Regions from separate parts of the Homo sapiens genome. Here region 1 is linked to region 2. Evidence: read pairs that join two places in POLR2A ChIA-PET (ENCODE). Cell type or tissue: OCI-LY7. All regions are shown on one strand. Each heading gives the region's core, and the rest is flanking DNA. Links, peaks and the distances in the headings are about the cores only.

The links. ChIA-PET counts read pairs that join two places held together with the same protein. Peaks named below come from ENCODE experiments on the same cell type or tissue, not always from the same donor. Only the 100,000 strongest peaks of a DNase experiment are listed, where the experiment ranks them.
Region 1: POLR2A ChIA-PET joins it to region 2 with 7 read pairs; 6 of 35 experiments call an interaction of 5 or more read pairs at or near these places.

Annotation. Positions count from the first base shown.
Region 1 is chr3:71,309,883-71,321,833 of GRCh38, reverse strand. All of the region lies in intron 4 of FOXP1 (forkhead box P1), which reads left to right. Among named protein-coding and RNA genes, the nearest start is that of FOXP1-AS1, 26 kb to the right of the region's middle. In OCI-LY7, for the core only: no CTCF peak of the experiment used is centred there; no DNase peak of the experiment used is centred there.
Region 2 is chr3:71,480,818-71,492,768 of GRCh38, reverse strand. All of the region lies in intron 3 of FOXP1 (forkhead box P1), which reads left to right. Among named protein-coding and RNA genes, the nearest start is that of MIR1284, 55 kb to the left of the region's middle. In OCI-LY7, for the core only: a CTCF peak has its summit at 3,339; a DNase peak (open chromatin) is centred at 5,138.

The DNA of each region.
Region 1 (11,951 bases), core at 3,729-8,728, 170 kb after region 2:
CTGGCTAACATGATGAAACCTTGTCTACTAAAAATACAAAAAAAATTAGCCAGGTGTGGTGGTGCACACTTGTAGTCCCAGCTACTTGGGAGGCTGAGGCAGGAGAGTTACTTGAACCTGGGAGGCAGAGGTTGCAGTGAGAGGAGATCGCACCACTGCACTCCGGCCTGGGCAACAGAGTGAGTCTCCATCTCAAAAAAAAAAAAGAAAAAAGAAAGAAAAATAAGATTGAATTATGCCTGCCAGTTACTTTAATTACATTGTGAGCACGAAATTTCTTTTGATATTCTAGTTGTGGGTCTCTGAAAACCTGAACCCCAGAGAAAATGTCTATAGTCTTATGTGTTATATATAGCCCATGTGGCCATCTCACGTTTCCAGAAGTTGGCTTTTATTCCATGGTCACTTAAATGACACCATTTCTTGAGTCTGGGGCTATGGCTGGCTCATACCAGATTTCTTGTCTTCATTACCAAATCTGCCAAGGGTTAGAGGTCACTGGTTTGTCCCATGACAACTCTTTCTTCCACACTGTTTTGAAGGCCAACTGCGAAGTTTGATTTTGTCAAAGTGGGAAGCGTGATATCATTAAAGCTGAAGTTAAGCAGACCACAGCCCAAGAGAGGGAATGGCACTAAGGCTCATCTGAGACCTTAATGCAAAATCGTCTTACTATCTGAAAGCGTTTTTTTTCCTTTTTTTTTTTTTTTTTGGTACAGTCTAAATTAGGACACTGTTAGTAGCGGGAGGGTAATTAGGGGTGCATAGTGAATCTCAATTCTTATTTATAAGAAGTCGACTTGATTAAATTCTTATAGCTTCCTTGCTCATTCTATTTCCTTTGCACTGTATCATAAACAATAAGATGATTTTACTTCAAGGGAACGGAAGAGTTTTTGTTCAAATTATATCTCAGTCATTCACATAAATATCAGCTGTGACACATTTCTTATATCTTCAGAGGTATGAACAAATACTATGCAGACTTGATTTGCTTGGCCGCGTGTTGCTGAACCATTGTAGTAGGGAGAGGAACAAAGATGGAGAAGAGCTGATTTTATGAAGGAACCAAAGAAGGAAAAATTGTTGCCGTTAACGTTGTTTACTGAAATTCATCAGCTTTTACTTTATTCATTCAAGATTTATTAAGTGCCTTTTGTAGACTGGGATAGAGCTTAGCAAGAGAAATGATTGATTAAATAGACCATTATAATAAAATGGAGTCATGCCTGTATTAGGACAAGTACTGTGTACAAAGGGAATAGATAACAGGGACATTGATCTAAAGGGAGGTTAGGGAGGACTTCTTGGAGGAAGTGGTATTTGTGCCTGAGTTATATGGGATGTGTGGGATTTCTTAGGTGAAAGAGGGCAGAGCAATACGGTGGTAGGCTAGATCTGTGCAGCGGCTTAGAGACAAGACTGTACAGGGTGTGTATGTGAGTGTCTGTCCGTGGTAGAATGGTGGTTCCAGAGCCGCAAAAAAAGTGCAAGCAGAGGACCAAGCAGCGGCTAACATCCAGCACAGCCTTTTGAATACCTCTAGATGCTTCCCCTTGGCCTTCCGGGCCTTAGAAAGCTAAGAAATTGTTCAGCTGGGATGGGATGTGCGTGGGTAAGCATGCAACGTTAAGCATCCATGTCAATGTTGAGATGCGTCCTAATGTCAAAAATATTAAGGTGTGACTGGGGAAGCTGTCTGGGAATTGATGGAACGTTGTACATTCACATTTTGCAAGATGAGTTTGTCTTCCCCGTGGGTAGGTTTGAGGAGAGCAAAACCAAAGGCAGGAAAGAGCCTTCACAAGGGAATTGCAGAGTCGTGGGAGGCACCCTTGTGTGGGCCGGCAAGTGTTGGTCAGGGTGAAGGAAAGAGAATGGAGTGGATGTCATTGTTGGATGTGGTGGAGGAGTCAAATGTGCCTCCAGAGTGTTTGGCCCCATTGGCTAGGCGTGTGGTGGTAGCATTCACTGAGGGAAGGCCCAAGGAAGAAGAACCAGATTGGCGGAGAAGAGGGTGCTGAAGAAGGTTGTAGATCATGGAGAGCCAATGTTACAGGCAGACTGCTTGGAAATGGGAACTGTTTGAGAAGAAGGGAGGGTGCACTCTGCCAAATGCAGCCTATGGATCAAACAAAAGGGACTGAAAACTTAATGACTTTGGCAACAGAGGTTTCAGTGGCATGGTGTGGGCTGCAGGATGTTTAGAAGATGAATAAGTGGAGACAGGGAGTATAGCAGCTCTTTACAGAAGTTTTTGAAAGGGAGGAGAGAGTAGGGGGCTATGAGACTGTGAAAAGAATTTTTGTTTCATCACTGAACAGAGATTATAAAGTCACACCAGAATCTTTCTTTTCAGTTTAATTTAAATCTTTTTTTAAATTTCAGAACTATGAATTCTGAATTCATAGTTAGCATAGTAGTTAGTAGCAACTTAGAGGCTTTGGGAATTTAGCATAGAAGTTTCTAGAAGCAGGCAAATGAAAGCACACAGCAGGCTCGATCATATATTTATGACAGAAATCTTTAAGGAGAAGACCCCCAAACAGCAACAAAAATAACCCTTATTGTGGTGGTATGGGGGCTTTTGGTGTAAAGAGAGTCAACCCCACACAGCTCAAAAAGCTCTGAGGCCATTGTGGGTGTAAGGTGTGCAATGGTTATTTGAAAATGTGTGTGTTTGACAAAGATTTCTATCAAAAAAAAGTTGTGGCAGTAAAGCGGTCAAGTGGTTTTCTAGAAAACTTCAGTTAATGGCAAAATCACGACTTCCAGTACAACTATAGGGAACAGAGTCACTTTGAAATGTTTCTGCCCTCTTTGGGGTACCCTGTAATTCTATTCTGTTTATGAATGTCCTCCTCATCCTTGAATTTGTGTGTGCTTTCCTAATGGAACACATCTTTACGCTCAGTAACCATGTTAATTTATGGTGTATTTTGGTATTCCAAGAAGTGAAAAATGGGGAGTTAATACGACTTCTCTTTGTTTTACTCTGAAGAGGTTTTTACTACCAGGACCTTGACATCTTCCACCTTAGTTTATCTTTAAGTTATCTTTAACTGGAACCATTTTGTCCATTAGCTCTATTCTAATCACCTCTCAGAATAGTCAGATTTACAAGCAACACATGACAGAGAAAACAAAAAAATCAGCCAGCTTCTCCTGACATTCAACAGCAGCCCACGTCTAAATAGTGAAAAAGTTTATTTGCTTTTTCTGAAGATGTGCTAAGTGATTTTGCAGTTAGAGTGGTACGGCCTTCTAGCACTTAGGCCTGCATTTATTAAATAAATGTGTTCTCTAACTCAAGTGTTAAGTGTGTATTATGAAACCTCAAAGCCAATTTCGGTGATTGCAATGTGCAAATATTTTTAAAATTATGTAATTAAATAGGACTTGGCCTGCAAGGTCCACCAAAGTAATTTATTAATTGAATAGTCTGATTTAATTGTATGTTATTTTCGTTTATTCAGGGAAGTGCCTGCATCTCTTGCAGAGATAGGAGCCTCTTGTATGCCTGTCACTGGAGGTACAGAGGTCCTCTCCAAGAAATCTTTAGCACCCAATTAAATATTAACCAAGAAGAGGGGACTTGTTCCTTCTGTCCCTGAAACTCTATTTTCATGCCTGAGTCTGGCGATTTTAAAGGAAAAAGAAGGAAAAAAAAAAAAAAAAACCTTGCTGGGTAGAATTATTTGTAATTCATTTTGTTTATCACTACATTTTTTAAAAATGACTTACTCTTCTTAATTGTACCAGTGTACAGGGTTATATAAAGTGTGTGTATAAAAAGAAAAGCCCCTTTAATTCAGTGTTAGCTACATCTAACTATGGCTAAAGCCACGCCGTATCTGTTTCCTTAAAATGTCATTTTAAAGGTATTGTGGTTTTGGAGCAGCAGCTGTGACTGAAAAGTATGTAAACTAAGCTGTTCTTGCTCATATCATTTTTATATTCTTATGTCAGACCAGAAGGCTGCTTTAAATTTATTTTTCATTGTGTATTAGTTCTAGAGCCTGGTTTTTTTTCTTCCTCAGGAACATATGTTCTTTGGGACGTGTTATACTCAGACACTTAAGAAAATAACAATTGTGTGGGGGGGACAGGTACCAAAATAGTTTCTTATTTGAGTATTGTATTTGGGGGAAGATTAATTAAAAAAAAAATTAACTCTCACAAAGTAGAATTTTGGGGCCTAGCATCTGTGTTTTAGGAAATGAAAGAATTCAGGCATACTGTACTAAGTCACGTGAAAGGCAGTAACTTTTAGAAGCCCAAATTGCTTTCCCAAAAGGAAAATATTTTTTGTTGCTATTAAATATAGTTTATATTGCTACTTCAGACCTTTTTTTTTTCCAGTGGGGCCATTTACTTAAATTCTTAGTTAATATTTCTGTATAGAAACGTCTTTGTCTCCAGAGCCCGCCTGTGCGAATTCCCATTTAATATGCGGTTGTGGATAAGTATTTATTCATTCCATGTGGTACTCCACACCTGATCAAGTGACAGCGTGGCGTCATGTCAGCCAGCAAAATGTTTGAGTGACTTTTGAGTAATGGTGGCATAGAAGGTAGAGGGGGTTGAAGGAAATAATAATGGGAATTTTTTTCCTTTCCTATATATTTTAGCATGTATAATGCTTCAACTCTCTGGTGGAAATTTGGAACACAGGATAGTAAAATATTCCTTTTCCTAGAGGGTAGTAAAAGTGGAGTAGAAAGTAGGAGCTGTTAGAATTTCCATGATAAATATAATTTGATTACATATGTTGGGGTGGGTTCCCTCTGAGCTGAGGATTTTACTTTGAGAGTTGTTTCACAATGGTATATTTCTTTCCAGTTTTCAGAAGCAAATTTAGCCTTAAGAATTTGCCCTGGCCAGGCGCAGTGGCTCATGCTTGAAATCCCAGCACTTTGGGAGGCTGAGGTGGGCGGATCACGAGGTTAGGAAATAGAGACCATCCTGGTTAACATGGTAAAACCCCGTTTCTACTAAAATACAAAAAATTAGCTGGGCATGGTGGCAGGCGCCTGTAGTCCCAGCTACTCAGGAGGCTGGGATAGGAGAATCACTTGAACCTGGGAGGCGAAGGTTGCCGTGAGCTGAGATCGCACCACTGCGCTCCAGCCTGGCGACAGAGCAAGACTCCATCTCAAAAAAAAAAAAAAAAGAATATGCCCTAAGAAGATTCTGTTGACTTGCCTCATTTGTACAGGCCTACATCCGGGTGCCCCAAGTGAGGGAAGTAATTTGGGGAGGAAGGCAGCTCTGTGGTGGATCCACTGTTGTGCTTGTTCCAGCCCCTCTGTCTCTTGCCGGGCCCCACGTGGGACCCGGGTAGTGGCATTCTCTAGGGCATTAGCTGGCCCTGGTGGTCCTTGCATCTAGCCTTGGAAAGGGACCTATCAGAGCATCTGGGGTGATGGTTAGAATAGTTCACAGGTACAGCACAGCTGTGGTCATCCCGATGGCCACTAGCTCTAGCCCTGGAGCAGGGCTCTGGGAAACCCTCACCATGCCGTGGAGGAGGCAGGAAAGTCCAAGGTTCTGGTCAAGGGTGTGTTCAGGAGGCTTGGGGGCAAGGGCTGTTTCCCAGCGAGTACACAAGTATTTCAGCATTTTAGCACTTTGTTCAGGCGACCCGTCTGTAGCAATTAAACACCATCCCTGAGTACCCCACCTTGTACCAGTGACGAGCCTGGATCTGCAGAAGAGAAGGGGCTTCCCAAATCCTAGATGAGATACCGGTGGGTCCAGGAGCAGAGCCGCCCTCTCTTGCCTCCTAATGAAATGATCTCTCCACTTCACTTTGCTGCCTCTTAACGGAAGTGTGGAAATGTCTCCTTTTCCACTTACTTCAAACCAGAGTTGGTTAAAAGAATTTTCCTATGAACAAAACTAAGAGGCAAATAGAAGATACCTGGGGCCTGGAAGTGAAGGACTTCATAGGAGAAAGTAAAGCTTGTTCAAGTCCAGCTTCAGATGCAATGGGCTGGCACAGTCTGTGGGACATTCATGACTTCTCCTTCTGTTCTCTGGCCTCTTTGCTGTTCACAGGATCCTCCTCTTAAATCTCCTCTTAACATGACTGATGTTCCCAGGGGCCATATTCTGTAGCCATTGCTTTTCTCTATGAATTGGGAGTCACAGGCTTGAGTTCCTGCTTTCGTCCCCACCACCTGTGTGACCTTGGTCACACAGAGTCCCCTCCCAGAGGAGTGGCTTGCCTGGACCTCTCAGAGGCACATTTTAGCTCTAAGATATTTGCTGTTCTCTCTCATTCAAGATTTTCCCCATCCATGCCTTATTCCTTCCACTTAGTAGTCTGGGTCACGCAACTGAGGCAGAAAAAAAGTCTGAATTTTGATGAAGAGATTGTCACAGTTTATCCCAAATCTGTTCTCAGGGGACATCCTTGTCTTTTTTTTTATTGGCAAAACTTGGTCAGGGAATTTCTGCTTAAATGAACCTACCGCTTCCCATTTTGAATCAGGTTTGTGCTTGCTATCATTATTAATAGGAGTATTAATTTCTGTTGCTGATAAAGCGCCCTGGTGTGGCTGGAAAGTGGTTCTGTGCCTTTTCCCCACCCAAGTGAAGAAGGACATGAAAGGTTGTACGGTGTGGAAAGTGCCTTAGCAATTAAATAAAAGGCTGGTTCATATAAAGGGGCTTGTTTCTATATGGAAAATATGAGCTTTTTCTTTTCTTTTTCTTTCTTTCTTTTTTTTTTTTTTTTTTTTTTTTTTTTACATGGACCAGGTGTGGATTAGTTCACTGAACCTTTTACCCAGCCTTATCCCAGCCTTATTCCCGCTTGTAATTCTTCTGAGGCACAGTTCAGCCAAGTCAAAGAAACATGTTATTAAAGGTGAGCTGAAAGGCATTTAAAAAATAAACAAACTGTTTAAGATCCTAAATCAGTAACAGAATCTATATGCACAGACTTGAAAAGTACAAGAAAATGTGTTTCAATGCCTTTTGGTTCCAGGCTGGATTCTCCTCTTTCCTTCTTTGAACATCTCCCCAAAGTCTTTTTTGGTAGTTGGTGGGACAGGCAGCCCCAAGGCTAACTTTGGCTTGTAGCTTTTTTGTAACTAATGACTTGCCTCCACTGAGGTAGGTGAGACCCCAATCTTATACCTACAATTCTCCAACTACTATTGAGGGGAAAAAATAAGTACTTTGATTTTATTTTAGCACTATGTTCTTAAGAAGTTTAAAATCTGATATACATTCTCTTTTATTTTTCCAGCCTGTAGCATGGCAGACAGCCAGATATATATATATATATATATATTTTTTAGACGGAGTCTTACTCTGTCACCAGGCTGGAGTGCAGTGTCATTATCTCGGCTCACTGCAATCTCCACCTCCCGGGTTCAAGTGATTCTCCTGTCTCAGCCTCCCGAGTAGCTGGGATTACAGGCTCCCGCCACCACACCCAGCTAATTTTTGTACTTTTAGTAGAGATGGGTTTCACCATGATGGCCAGGATGGTCTCAATCTCCTGACCTTGAGATCCGCCCACCTCAGCCTCCTAAAGTTCTGGGATTACAGGCATGTGCCACCATGCCTGGCCAGCCAGCTATTTTTAAGAACTTGTAGAGATGGTAGAAATGAGGTGTAGGATGTTTTAGATTTATTTAAGTTATATCATCCCTGATCGTAATAACGGCAGCCATCATTTCTTTGAGCATTCACTTTGTGCCATACACTATTCTAAGTACTTATGACATGTCAATGCATTTATTCTACAAAAGCAAATAATGCACTGTAATGAAGCCCATTTTATGGATGAGAACACTGAGGGACAGAGAGCTTAGGCAATTTGCCTAAGCTCACAAGGTCAGTCAGCACCAGAGCTAATAAGAACTTGGGCACTTGAATCCATGCTTGTAAATTCTGAACTATTCTAGTCTAAAGTATACTGTATAGTACTATATTCTGTAATACTTAGTTTTAGGTGAGGCAGCCCAAGGATGCATTAAGAAATACAGATACTCGACCGGGCACGGTGGCTCATGCCTGTAATCCCAGCACTTTGGGAGGCCGAGGTGGGCGGATCACGAGGTCAGGAGATCGAGACCATCCTGGCTAACACGGTGAAACCCCGTCTCTACTAAAAATACAAAAAATTAGCCGGGCATGGTGGCTGGTGCCTGTAGTCCCAGCTAATCGGGAGGCTGAGGCAGGAGAATGGCGGGAACCCGGGAGGCGGAGCTTGCAGTGAGCAGAGATAGCGCCACTGCACTCCAGCCTGGGCGAGAGTGCGAGACTGTCTCAAAAAAAAAAAGAAAAAGAAATGCAGATACTCGATCTGTACAACCTCAGCCTTGCCTTTATAAAAATTCTTTCCTAACTTTCAAAACTTGTTTGTTTTTGTTGTTTTTGATAGCCTGTTTTCAGCCAATGAATAGGTAGATAACAATCACTTGCAGCCTGTTGTACTGCTTTTTAAATAATTAGCTTGGCCGGGCGCAGTGGCTCACGCCTGTAATCCCAGCACTTTGGGAGGCAGAGGCGGACGGATCATGAGGTCAGGAGATCGAGACCATCCTGGCTAACACAGTGAAACCCCGTCTCTACTAAAAATACCAAAAATTAGCTGGGCGTGGTGGCGGGCGCCTGTATTCCTAGCTACTCGGGAGGCTGAGGCAGGAGAATGGCATGAATCCGGGAGGCGGAGCTTGCAGTGAGCCGAGATTGCGCCACTGCACTCCAGTGTGGGTGGCACAGCGAGACTCCATCTCAAAAAAAAAAAAAAAAAAAAGAATTAAAGTTTCATTGTGATTGTGCAATTGTACAAAGACATTCCCTTATTTTATTTTATTATTTTTGAGACAGGGTTTCACTCTGTCACCCAGGCTGGAGTGCAGTGGCACGATCTCAGCTCACTGCAACCTCTTCCTGCCTGGTTCAAACAATTCTTCCACCTCAGCCTCCTGAGTACCTGGGACTACAGGCAAGCACCACCATGCCCAGCTAATTTTTTTTTGTATTTTTTGGTAGAGATAAGGTTTCACCGTGTTGGCCAGGCTGGCCTCGAACTCCTGACCTCAAGTGTGATCACCTGCCTTGGCCTCCCAGAGTGCTGGATTTACAGGTATGAGCCACCGTGCCTGGCCTATTCCCCCATTATTAAACAGTGTCTCACTTTATTGCCCAGGCTATTGTGCGGCAGCACCATGCTAGCTCACTGCAGCCTTGAATTCCTGGGCTCAAGCAATCGTCCTGCCTCACCCTCCTTAATAGCTGGCATTGCAGGTGTGAGCCACTGAGCCTAGCTTATTCTCTCATTTTTAAAGTAATTTCAAATAGCAGAAGCAGGGAAGGAGAGGCATTTTAGGAGTTCATCTTTCTGGTCCACCTTTAATGAAGTAAGCAGCTCCTTCCAAGGGGAGCTTGAAGCCTGAATTCTTCGTAGTGAACACAGTACTCTTTTCAGAAACTTATACTTAGCTTAAAAAAATTATCTATACCTCCACCCTGCTGCCTTATATGATAGAAAAGGAGATGAGTTCAGCAACAGCTTCCTCTAGCACACTTGATTACCTTTCTTTCGCTGAAGTCCAGATGCTGAGCTTGTTGAACTCATCTGCCTTGTTCAGCCGTTCTTGTTTTAGGAGTGTTAACGTTCTTTTTGGGAAAGAAGCAGCATATGCGTACACCCTTGCCAGGCTTCCATTAAGTGTCCCTTCACCTTTAGCAAGCCCTTGGTGGACTCAGGGGAGCTTTATAGTTATTATTAACATAACAGCCTGTAAGTTGGGCTTCTTTCTAGTGAAGGAGCCAAGAGGGAGGGCCCCGCCTGGTTTTAAATTACGTAGGCTTTTCTAAATGTGTTTCTAATGGGAGCTAGAGAGGTGGTGAGCTTTGGGGAAGCCTCGCCTTGGGTCATAGTTGAGTGTAGAAGGGAGCTGGGATCTGCAGATATCAGGGAATTTAGGAAGAGAGGCATGGGAAAGGAAATGGGATGGAAAGGTGCCAGGAAAAGTTGCCTCATCATTTCCCACTTTGGTGGTGGCCAAAAGGTAAGTTTCTACTTTGAGATCACTCTCAGGCCCTGTGGGCACAGAGCTGCCAAGTTTCTCAGTTTAAGGACTAATAAAGTTGGGATGTGGGTAATTCTGGGAGACTGGGTAGTTTGAAGGGAAGGATTGTTGGAGGTCTTTCCAGCTATACTGACAATGTACATGGGTTCATTCTTGAGATGAGCGTGTCCATAATAAAATCTAGCTGTAGAGCCATTCAAGGACTTCTCTGTGTGCACGAGCATGCTAGCCATTTTACGTACAACAGTAGGAACAGAGTAGCTGGAGTAAGATACAGGAATGTTTTTGTTCCACTCATACACTGATTAGTGTTATTCACTCATTCTGTATTTACTGAACACCTACCCTGCGTAGCCACTGCTCTGTACTGGGATACAGCAAGCAAGAGGCCTGCACACTGGCTCATGCCTGTAATCCCAGCACTTTGGGAGGCAAAGGCAGGATGATCACTTGAACCCAGGAATTCGACACCAGCCTGGGCAACATAGTGAGACCTTGTCCCTACAAAAAATTGAAAAAACTAGTGAGGCATGGTGGCACGTGCCTCTAGACCCAGCTACTCAGGAGGCTGAGGTGGGAGAACCGCTTGAGTCTAGTAGTTAGTTCCAGGCTGCAGTGAGTCATGATCGTGCCACTGCACTGCACTCCAGCTTGGGCAACAGAGTGAGACCATGTCTCAAAAACAAAAAACAAACAAACAAAAAAAAGTGGGAGGGGGATGCAAATCAGATAAAATCCCTGCCTTCATGGAGTATATGTTCTGATATTTTTGTCATAAACTGAAATTAATACGACTTATCTGTTGCCTAAACTTTTTGCCCAGAACAACCAAACAGAATCAGTTCAGCTGCAGTGGGAACCGCCAAGAGCCAGATGTGGCCATGAGAGGAATATCTTTGAGAGCCTGTCATCTGGCTCCAGCTGTGTTAACCTAGGCCTGGTAGGCAGCCATGAGTTGTGTCTGCCAACTGGTGGCCAGACACTAGTGCAGGCTTAAACAATTAGCAGAATTCCTCATCCGGTGGCTGGATTCACTGTGTGTGTCCTACAGACGATCGCTGCTGTCCAAACCAGGGGACTCTGGGCAGAAACGCCCAGAAGAGAACCAAAAGTTAGCCCCTTGAGAAACCAGTCAAAGTCTCATCCCGGAACATGGAGAGGGAGGCAGGAATCGGGGAAGACCAGCAACAGTGAGAAAACAGAAGTAAACCAGACGTGGCCCTCTGCCTGGCAGACCTTAATTCTGACTGAGAACTCTTGCCTGATAGAGAACGTCTGCCTCCAGCATGCCCCTGCAGAAAAGCAAAGAGTAGAGTTTGCCTGTGAAGAAATTTTTTTTCAGTTATTTTTTACATTGTTGCCCTTTGGTGAGAATCATTTATGATGCTTTATTGGTTTTACCCAAACTGAGATTTCCATGAAAAGTATTCATTCCCACCTTTTGGAAGCAATTAGATCCCCACAAACAGGCTATAACTTTCAAATGTCTGTTATATCTGCCTTCAAAAATAAGTATATAAGTAAATAAAATGCTTCAGCCTGCCTGCATGTGGAAGATTTTTTATAAACTGTAGAGTTGCTGGTTTCATGTACCAGGCAAGTCCTGCTAGCACACGGGAAAATAATAGATTCTGATCATCCATTGTCCAGCATGTTTCTAATACCACAGTAGTTGCTCAGTAAATGTTTGTAGACTGAGCTGAATAAGGAAAAATTCCAGTGAATGTGCTGACTTGCAAGAATGGTAATTAAAAATTAGTGCAGTCATTTCAAATCATAAGTTGGGGAAACAACCCACCATTTAGTGCCCCCCAAAAGTAAAAGTTCTAATTGGAATAAGCTTAGGATTTTTTTTTATGTCCACATCTAAAGTCTGATGATAACAGAAAGCAC
Region 2 (11,951 bases), core at 3,256-8,255:
ATTAGCAGAGACAATGATTGGTTGAGGCCAGGCATTTTGGGTGACAACTCTGACATCATTTGTGGTAGCCTTGCCATTGGATGAGGTCAGTTTCATGGAGAACCTTATCATTTCAGGGTTTGTATTGAATAGCATTTAATTGGTAAGACCCTCATCTTTTTCTGTCTTAGTGCAGTAGTATTGGAAGCAAATTCTAAATAATGGAGAGAAGTGTAGTGAAGCAGAAAGGGCACTGTATTGGGAGTTGGGAGGCTTAATAGTAACCTGGCATGGGGCAAATTAGGCTCTCTCTTTGATTTTTTTTCTTTTTTTTTTTTGGAGACGGAGTTTCCCAATTGTTCCAGGCTGGAGTGCAGTGGCGCGATCTCGGCTCACTGCAACCTCCGCCTCCCAGGTTCAAGCAATTTTTCTGCCTCGGCCTCCCAAGTAGCTGAGATTACAGGCGCCCGCCACCATGCCTGGCTAATTTTTGTACTTTTAGGAGAGACAGGGTTTCACCACATTGGCCAGGCTGGTCTCAAACTCCTGACCTCAGGTGATCCGCCCGTCTCAGCCTCCTAAAGTGCTGGGATTACAGGTGTGAGCCACTGTGCCTGGCTTGATTTTCTATATCTAAAACAAAGCATGTAGGTTAGAGGATCCTATCCTATCAGTGTTATTGAGGCCCTGGAAATTATCTATTTAAATACCTCAGTTTACAAATGGGACAGCTTAAGTCATGAGTCTAGGTGGGATGGCTAAGTCCCTGGGGTTGGTCTGGGCTGGACCATAGCTATTTGGTCATCATTCAGTGGTTCTTTCTAGCTTATTTCAATTACAGAGATTAAGACATCCTGCCCATTTAGCTTTTTAAGCCTCCTCTGATGATATGTCTAAGACAGTGTTATGCATTCAATTACTTGGGCCAGATTTGTGAAGATTTTATAGCTAGAGGTCATTTTGACAAATCCTTCCCCTTGTATACATTAAAAAATACTTTAGTTTTATTGTCCAGAGAAACTGTGTTCATAGTGAAGCAACCGGCTCAAATATTAGAGACCAGATGATTTTCAAAGAGCTATTGGCTCGAAAAGGCACTTCCTGCCACAGTTTGTTAACTGATAACTTGTACTTTGCATTTGGTTCTGCTGGAGCTAGAGAGAGAGAAAAAAAAAATCCAGCCTCCTGTCTTCCCTACAGTATTACTTCTGTCAGTGGCAAGAAATAAGGCAAATAGTAAACAGTAACACACGGGCAAGGATGTCCACAATGAAAAGAAATGGTTAATGGAGTCATGAAATTTTAGAGCTGTTAGTGATCTTTGATCTTTTTACTGGGTGGCCTTGGGCAAGTTGTTCGGTTCTCTCACCCGTGAACTCCTGAGGTTTTCCATTGCTATGCATGTATGATAGACTTTTGTGGATGGTCTGTAGATTAGTGAACAGGCAGCACATGCTAAGAAAAGTCGTATCTTGGCTGGGCATGGTGGCTCACGCCTGTCATCACAGCACTTTGGGAGGCCGAGGTGGGTAGGTCACCTAAGGTCAGGAGTTCAAGACCAGCCTGACCAATATGGTGCAACCTCATCCCTCCCAAAAATACAAAAGTTAGCTGGGCGTGGTGGTGGGTGCCTGTACTCCCAGCTACTTGAGAGGCTGAGACAGGAGAATTCCTTGAACCCAGGAGGTGGAGGTTGCAGTGAGCTGAGATCGTGCCACTGCACTCCAGCCTGGTTGAGAAAGTGAGACTCCGTCTCAAAATAATAATAATAATAAAAAAAGTCATATCTTTAGGAATTCAGGTAGAGTTGAGAACAAAGCCTCGGTCTGTTTCATATACACATGAGAATTCATCAAAGGGGTTAGAATTCTGAAGGTATTGAAATAACAACAAACTCAGGTTTTTGGTTACCTGTCATCTCTGTCTTTGGTATTGAGAGAGTCTGACTCAATCTCACTATTACAAAATTGATATATGAAATTTAACAAAACCACATGAATGGATTTGTTGAAGATGAGGCTCATTTTATTCATTAATTTCAATTGGATTTGGCCCATTATTTGAAAAATCCATCTGAAGAACTATAATGAAAATGATATCTGTTTTGAAAAAAATGTTCTTTTAGGCCTAGTGGAATACTAGAATTTTTGTAAATAAGGCAGTTCTTAGTATTTATCAGACTTTAAAAAACTTCCCTTCTCAGTATTTTTAGTAGAAGGTAGAGGTGCCTGAAATCCTGTGAGCTGGACCATATGTTCTGATTTTCTATTCTCCTCCCATTTTTTTTTTTTAAGACAGAGTTTTGCTCTTGTCACCCAGGCTGGAATGCAATGGCACAATCTCAGCTCACTGCAACCTCCACTTCCTGGGTTCAAGTGATTCTCCTCCCTCAGCCTCCCAATTAGCTGGGATTGCAGGTGCCCACCACCACACCCAGCTAATTTTTGTATCTTTTAGTAGAGACAGGGTTTAATTATGTTGGCCAGGCTGGTCTCGAACTCCTGACCTCAGGTGATCTGTCCACCTGAGCCTCCCAAAGTTCTAGGATTACAGGTGTGAGGCACTGTGCCTGGCCCCATTTTTTTCTCAAGGTGCATTTCCAAGGCTTGCTCAAAGGACTCACTCTCTTCCTCTGTGCTGCAGTGACTGGCCTTCCGTGCATTATGCATCTGATAGTTAGTCATTCCATTGTCAAACATTTATTCACAGTCCTGTGCCTTTTAGAACTTTACAGTTTATTGAACAACCAAAAGAAGCACCAATTAATTGTTACAGCTGACAATTTGGAGTCTTTAGGCTTGAAATAAACTCTAATTCTGAGTGAAGTGTTTCATGGTAAGTGTCCTCCTGGTAGACCAGGGTCAGAGTTACAGAGGTAGGCATCCAGAACAACAGATTGCTTCACTCAAACACAAGGAAACGAAACCATGAAATAAAAGGTTTGCACAGATAGATCATTATGGCCAACTTTTTAAGGTCAGAAGACGGGTAATGTACTCGATTGATGCCGGCGGTAACCATGCTTGCATAATAAATTAACTTAGAGGCAGGAGACAGCGAAAGAAGGGCTGAGCACTTCGTATCTCTCTTTGTGCTGTGGTTATTTAATGCCACCGTTCACCAGGAAGGAGTCAGAGTTGGCTCCTGTTTCCTGGTGTGAAGCTTTAGTTGACACTGGTACCTATAGGATGCACATCACAGGACTTCCAGAGTGAAGGCTGGCAATGCCTGCTGCATATTTAATCGGCAGTTAGCCACAGTGTTATTAATAAATGTGATCATAGCAATTTGCATTTGCATAGAGTTGTTTTGAGAAGGGCTGACTAGAGATGGCGAATGTGTTGGTTTGTTCGTCTGTCTCTGCTCTGTCATTGCATCGTCTCTACCACTAGGTTGTCCCTTGCTGGTAGATCTGGTGAAAAGACATAAGCGTCACGCAACATTCATTGTTATGTGTTATTTGCTTACAACTGTTTTCCCTTATTTGCCCAGCCTTCCTCTTTTGATGTCTCTCATAATCAAATTGCTACCTTTTGACTTACTAGGAAGAGACAAAAACAAGGGAAATGCATCCTTCTCACCGAAGACTTGGTGAAGGGCTACTTTTTTGGCTGGGAGTTCCTTTCTTTTTAAAATAAAACTCGAGAATATGGACTTTCCGTGACCGGTTTTGGGGTGGGGCGGTGGTGGCGCAGCTTCCAGAAGGTATGTGCAGCTGGCAGGTACCTTGGGCCAGGAGAGCCAGCCGACAGGGTTCCTTTCTGGTCTGCCATGTGCTGCAGCCTGTCAGGGGGCCAGCCCACGGTGTTGTGCTTAAACTTCCAGTCTCTGGAATTTTGACTTTGAAAAGTAATTTTAACAATTTAATAAACTACATAATATGTTTTATAAGCTGGAGCGAATGATCTTAAGTATTTTGGTCTCTTTCATAACACAATGAACCTAATATTGGTAAAAATACAGATCTTCACTCACACCATAAAGAGAGGCTAGATTTAATAAGCAGTTATGAGTGCTGGCAGCTGCCTATCAGATTGTATCACTCGGGCTCCCGCATGCGAAGACAGTGTCAACTTACATTTTATCTGTGAAGTATTTTCGATGCGTTTATTTTGCCTTTCTCTCCAGTTCCTAACCCAATACAAGTAATGTAATTGGCTAAATATTTTCCACATAGCTAACTGGCTAGGGGCCAAGGTGGAAACCATTGTCTGGCTTGATGAAGATCAGAAATTAACATGACATTTACGTGGAGGTAATGGAATATATTAGTAATGTAGTAATTCAGGATGGTGAGAGACAGTGTCCATCCCTTCCTGCCCATAAGCAGCAGGAGGTGTTCAGCAGCTGATGAAAGAACCTCCACACCCCCACCCCAGTTCCCTAGTACCACACAGCAGTAGCCAGCCCATCCCTGTGTCAAATTTACTTTTAAGTTCTTCAGACAGAACTGTAAGACAAACTAATGAATTATTCCATTTGTCAATTAAAAAATAAACCCCCCAACTCCTATTTTAAGATTAAATTCCAATTAGAAGATTGCATTTAATTCAGAAGCTGTAACATTGTTTTAATGAATTCTATTGGAGGTGACAGTTTATGTGAGATAAATTTATATAGTGTAGATAGATATAAATTCATTGGATAATGTTAAACATGTTACTTCATATATATTAGCTGTGAAATTTATTTCTTCTCTGGTTAGGTCCCTAAGGAGGTAGAGTCAAAGGGAAAAACATATCTTCAAAGAAAGAACCCTTTCTGTCCTTTCAGATATTTGCTCTAAAACAGCCTTTTCTCACTTTTATTAAAAAAAAATCTGTTAAATTTCTGCATTAACTGAATTTATGATTCTTGGTGTATGCTATTTATAAAATTGAATATAGGTTTTATGATATAGGAAATTAGTCTAGGAATGAGAATATGATCCAACTTTGTAATAAAGGTAATCTGCATTTATATTGCATGTATTTTCCATTCCTCTCTAAGCCCCTTACGGGATTATACACACATTTTTCTGGACATACAAATTCACCATAAACTTTTAATGTATTGGGCAGACTTTCGTTCACATGATACCTACACAAAACATCAAACCTTTTGGCTAAATTAGAGGTGGCAAACATTCTTGACACACTTTCGATTTTATAGTTCCCCTTTTCTGTGCCCATCCTGTGCCTTGGCAGACATCATTGAATTGGTCATATTCTTTCCTTTACTGAGTGTAGATGTGGCCTCAGAATTATTCCACCTAAATTCTTGTAGGCAGGCTTACAGAGTCACCATTTACATTTACAATGCAGTGTATAAGGTATAAGGCCGGGGCTTTTGAGCGATCTTTGCAGTTTGCCTTTGTATACCCAGTACTTACCCTAATATCTGGCAGACAGTTTTTAAACAGTCCATATTTCACATATTAATGAAAGAATCTGGGCTGGGTGCTGTGGCTCATGCCCGTAATCCCAACACTGGGAAGCCAAGGTGGGAGGATTGCTTGAGGCCGGGAGTTTGAGACCAGCCTGGGCAATATGTGTGCACCACATTGACTTGTTAGGTAGTTTATTTTCTACCCTTCAACTGGTTTTTGTGTTATGTCTGTGAAATATTATAGTTTTGTAGTGTTTTTTTTTTCAATTTGCGTAACTTTGGAAAAGACGAGAATGAGTCTATGTCGCTCTCTTTTTACCTGTGTATCAACTGAGGCTCTAACATAGCAAGGAAGTGGTGATGTGAGAGCCAAACCCAGACTTTCACTCTCTGGGTGCAGTTGCTTTCTCATAGGGAGAGGCACATACATGCCGGGTGCTGACCGGTGCAGGGCAAGTTTCTTACATTTTCCTTTTGCATATTAATCTTACTTCTTATCAATACACCAAAGCAAGCTGTACCAGGGAGGAAGGCATTTAGCTATTATATTTCAAATGATATCTTCCGTGATGTAAAATTCTAGGAACTTAAACTCCATTGCATGTTGTTTTTGAAAATATTCTGTTTTCTGTTAAGTTGGTTCAAGTAATGCACAGAAGCAAAGAGAAGGAAATTTCCATTCAGTTTATATGCAGGCTGCTGAGCTGCCTGTTGAGAATTGCCGTCATTTTATTCTGTCTTCAAGAAAAGTAAGCAATTAGTACATATAAGCTATCATTTAGCTAATGTACATTTTAATTTTATTTCAATATGTTGCATATTATTATTTCTTTTGGTCATGAAAAGCAGAGTGCGGAAGAGTGACTGTGGTGAACACGTGAATTGTTACCCTCTTGGCCCGTAATAATAGGATGATACGGTTGACTTTGATTAAGGGTGACAAAATCAGCAGGCCCCCGAAACAGCAGGCCTGTTCTGATGGTGGCTTTTGGATTTTTCCCTACAGATATTCTATGTAGCACCATCCAATGGATTGGAATAGGCTCATGAGATAAAATCTTTTTATTCCTTCTGTATTCGATCAGATTTTAGTAATATTTATAACAAATAATTAGAGAGCTATTCATCAGGCACTTACTTTTCCTATGTTGGTTCAAGTATCACCTTGCTTATCTTATTGAACCTTAACAACATCTCTGTGTTCTAGGTATTATTCTGGTTTTAATGTTGAGAAGAGAGAAGGTTAGTGCATAAGTCACCTGCTCAGAATTGCATAGCAAGAGTGAGAAGTGGGTTTTATTCCAAGTTGGGCCAATTTCAAAACCTTTGTCTTAACCATGAGGACATGCTACTTCCTCATCTTTGAATAGATTCCGTGGTTCTTTAAGGTCTTTTTGATTTAGGCAGAGAAGATTTTGTAGTTTATACTTGTCTTTGTGAAAGAGGTGGAATCTGACTTATTTAAAACAGCAGCTTCATCTGCAAGATTTTTATAGAGGCAGCAATGTAAAAGGGAATGGCTTCCTCCAAAAATTTTCTCCAAAATATTCCTCACCTCCTGGCTTTTTCCTCAGTTGAAAAAAATCTCCCCAGAGTCATGCCACTGGATTCAACACTGCATTATTTCTGTGGTTCTTTTTTTTTTTTTTTTGATGGAGTCTCTTTGTTGTCTAAGCTGGAGTGGAGTGGTATGTGGTATGATCTTGGCTCACTGCAACCTCTGCCTCCCAGGTTCAAGCGATTCTCCTGCCTCAGCCTCCCTAGTAGCTGGGATTAAAGGTACACGCCATCACACCTGGCTAATTTTTGTATTTTTAGTAGAGATGGGGTTTCACCATGTTGGCCAGGCTGGTCTTGAACTCCTGACCTCAGGTGATCTGCCCGCCTTGGCCTCCCAAAGTGCTGGGATTACAGGCGTGAGCCATCGCTTCCAGCCTCAGTTATTATTCAGGGAACTTTTTTCTCCCTGTTTTAAAAAGTTGCATATTGAATTATCTAAGAGTGAAATGACATGTCAGTTGCAAGTTCCTTTATGAATCTTCAGAAAATAAGAAAAAATGTTGGGGCAGAAGCTTGATAAATCTAGAATCTAGGTGATGGATATAAGGGGGTTTACTATTTTCTCTACTTTTAAATATTTTTGACCACTTTTATTGTATAAAAGGGATATTGGGGAGATGAGAGGCTTATCTAGCTCACTGTCTAATCTAGTCGTTGATAAACCAATCACAGGCAGGATAGAACCAGGCCTCTGCACCCCTGTCCTCTACCCAACACCTGCTGGCCCTCAGCTGCCAGTATAATTTAATTGATATGGGGTCTTAGGGCAAGGAGATGCTGACCTCATCAGCCCATTTTGTCCAGGAGTAATTTACTGGACAATACAGATACAATGTCTTTAACCTGACATACCAGCAGTCCCCAAGTAACTTATAAAATGATGGCAGTTGTCATAGTTGAGTATGTATGACATGCCAAGGGCTATAATACGTGTGTTATAGATTTTTATCTGTAATCTTCCTACGGGCAGTGTTTGGAGGGCTGTAGAGGAGACCTGAATTTAGGGCCCATCAGATTTTCTTCTTTACCTCCACGTTTTGTGTTTTTCAAAGTGTCATCTCAGCACTGCCTGGGAAGCGCATTAAATACAGACTTTCGGGCCCACACTGAGACACAGGCCCTTAGACTGGTTAGGGAGAGTGTGGTCTCTGAAGTTGAGTGGATAGCCTCAGGTCCTGGCCCCAGGACTCAATAATACCGTAACCCCGACCATGTCACAACTCCTTCCAAGCCTCAGTTTTCTCTTCTGCCAAATGGGGACAGTGGTGTCATCCACACTATTGGCTGTGAAAAGTCCTTAATACAGTGCTTGACACCTTGCAAATGTTAGATATATGCTGCTTGTAACTGTATTTGAACCTTTTTGAGACTTTGCCAATTTCCTGATAAAACCAAGAATATTGAGGATGTAGCAATGAATGCTCCAGGTGGCACTATTTGGTGGGTGAAATTTAAACCTTACATATCCTTGAAGTATGCTTTTTGTGATTATTAAAAGCATTTTAAAAATAAGTATTAGAGTTTTTACTTAGATGTTTGAAAAAGAATTCTGTCATCAAAGTGTATGAGAGTTGACAAGTGTAAATATGCAGTTAGACAGTTTCAAGGGACGTGTATTATTTACTGATCAATGTACTGTCTCCTTTGGAGCCATTACACTCAGTCATTTCCTGTCAATCTCTCCACGCTGTTATAATCAGACTATGGATATGCATATTAAAATATAAGAAAGTTATTGTGTATGTGTGGTGGCAGCTTTTTAATTGTTAATAATGTTGCTGCTTTAAAAAGGTATCAGGGTAGTTTACTCTTAGGATGGTTAATATTCTGCAGAATTGCATGAGAAATTAGGGGAACCAAAATTCGAGCTGGTGGATAATGAGGCCAATAGGTGGGTGTCTGTGCTTCTAGTCGTTGCCCCGGTTACAAAAAAATGAGCTTTTAATGGTGGTCCTAATATGGAGGTAGGTTCCTTCTGTTCTTTTTTCAAATTTTTATTTATTTTTATTTTTTTTTACTACTGTGTTTTTAGGAAAACTTTTGTAATTAAAAAAAAGTTCGTGTATGTGTGTGATGGTGGGAGGCTCAGTCTAATTTCTGCCTGTAACAGGGATCAGCGAATCTTTTCTGTAAAGAGCCAGATAGTAAACATTTTAGGCTTTGCAAGCCACCTGGTCTGTTACAACTATTTACCTTTGTCCCCTCTAAGCAGCCATGGATGGTATGTAAATGAAGGGGTGTGGCTGTGTTCCAGTACAATTTATTTACAGACGCCGAAATTAGAATTTCACATGATTTTCATGTGTCACTAAGTAGTAGTAGGATTTTCATTTTCCCCCAGCCCTTTAAGAGTAAAAACTAGCTCACTGGTGGCAGGTTGGATGTGGCCCACGCGCCTATAGTTTGCCAAGCCCCAGTCTGGAAGAAGATTGGGAAGTAGTGGCGAGGACCGGCCCTTTGTTCCCGCTCTCTGGTGTTTCTGCTCGCTCACTTGCTCTTCGGTTTCTGATGAAATAATAATGTCATCAGTTTTTATTTAATGCTTATCTTGAGACAGGCTGTTCTGCATAATTATTGATTTAGAGTACAATTTAGTGAGGTCCTTCCTTTACTTAATAAAAGACAAAAATATATCTAGATGTAAAAATGAGGTTCAAGGTGAAGAGTGAAATGAAAAGGGAAGACAAGTCAAAGAAGAAAAGTAGACTTTGAAAAGTGACGTAAGGCTGGGCGTGGTGGCTCACACCTGTAATCCCAGCACTTTGGGAGACCAGATGGGTGGATTGCTTGAGCTCAGGAGTTCGAGATCAGCCTGGGCAACATAGTGAGACCCCATCTCTACAAAAAATAAGAAAAAAAATTAGCCGGATGTGGTAGCTTGCACCTGTAGTCCCAGCTACATGGGAGGCTGAGGTGGGGGGGATAGTTTGAATCCTGGAGGTGGAGGTTGCCATGAGCTGAGATCATGCCACTACACTGCATCAAGCCTGGGTGACAGAGCCAGACGTTGGTCTAAAAAAAAAAAAAAGTGACATAAGAACTATAGTCTCTTCCTAACCAGTGTTATTAAAATGTGTTGTATATCTCACTAGTGGAGGAATTTAAGGTGAATTTTCTGCAAGACAGAAAATTTAAAAAAAAATTTTAAAGTTATGTATTATTAGGCCAGGTGTGGTGGCAGACGCCTGTAATCCCAGCACTTTGGTAGGCCAAGGTGGTTGGATCACCTGAGGTCAGGAGTTCCAGACCAGCCTGGTCAACATGGTGAAACCCCGTCTCTACTAAAAATAAAAAATCAGCTGGGCATGGTGGCGCACAGCTGTAATCCCAGTTACTTGGTAATCCCAGTTACCCTAACTGTAATCCCTGTTACTGCTGAGGCCGGAGAATTGCTTGAACCCAGGAGGCCGAGGTTGCAGTGAGCTGAGACCTCACCATTGTACTCCAGCCTGGGCGACTGAGCAAGACTCCGTCTCAAAAAAAAAAAAAAAAAAAGGTTATGTATTATTTTTAATAGTGTTATATATTAATTTGTAGCAAAAAATAAACTTAGCACTTCAAGTCTGGCTTCTCAGATGATATTGCTAATTATGACATTAATAAAAATGTGAGAAGCTTAAGGAAAACTATAAAGATTACTGTGCAAGTGGTACCTGGGTGCAGCAAAGCCCTTAGAGGTGGTATTGAAGGATTAGAAGTAGGAACTTTTCTTCTAAATGTTCCTTAATTTATCATGAGGGAAGACAGCAGGCGACATGTGCGTGTCAGCTGATTGCGTCTGAAGAAATCTCTGGAGGACAAGAGTGATCAGATGTGCATGTGAACACTCTGGAGAGAAGATGCTGCAAATCCTCCCTCCTCTCTTTGCTGGAGATTTAAATCTTTTGTGTCGTAAACAGGTGGAGGAAGTCAGGGCAGGGGAAACATGGGGAAGAGTGAATTTGTGGAGTGGGGCGTTTTCATAAAACGGAGGCCTAGGTAGAAAATAGCATCGAGTGAGAAAAGGTGTGCGAAGAAGGTTTGTGGGCATTATTCTCAAGGCGCCTTTAGAGTAAGGGATGGTGGAAGCCCCACCAAGAAGTAGAAATGAAATGGGTGTTTCTCAAGAAAGGTAAGAATAATCTAGAGGAATATTTCTTTATCAAGTATCATGATAAAACTGACTTGAATATGAAAGAGAAAAAGTTTCTGATTGTCACCAAGTCAGAATTTATGAACCAAAGTATTGTTTTTGGGGTTGGGGAATAAACATTCAGAAAAGACGACTGACTAAGATGCAAATATCATGATTTCACATAAATGTCCTTTGTAATAAAAAAGGTAGGAAGTGGGAGAGAGGAGACAACAAAGATAGGCTTGTGCTGAAAGCTTTGTAAATTATCTTTTTTGTTAAGTGAAAAATAAATGCATTCCAGGATCCAAGTTAAGATGTAGAACCTTTGATATGTAGTGAACATCTACATGTGGTAATAAGCATACAGGATGTTGGCCAGACAATTTGGGCTTTAATCCTGGTTCTGCCACCTACCAACAGTATAATCTTGGGTAGGTCATATCTCTCTGTGCCTCAGTTTCCTCACCTTTAAAATAATAGTACCTAACTCATAGGTGATCGTGGGATTTAAATGAGTTAACACACATAAAGCATTAGAAAAGAGTTAGCACATGGTAAATTTTTGTAAATTACAGCCAGCTGTTAGCCCCAAAGTTTGTCCTAAGCAAAATATTTGGTTTGTGATCATTACAGCAAAGTTGCCCTCATTTCTCTAGGATGTGAACTTTTTTGTATATATATGTATGTGTATCTATCAATGTATTGTAGTGATATATGTCATGCACATTCAAAGACAGACATTCTGTGCTCAAAAAAAGAATGAAGGATATTGCCTGCCCTTCCTTATACCTTGTGCCTCAGTGTTTGAGGCCTAATTACCACTACATGAACATCCACACTGCATTTGAACAACCTGAGAGATGGTGAATTTCTATCCTTGGGAAAGACCGATATATGTGTGGCCAGCTGTTAGGGCTAGGAAGTTCTTTCT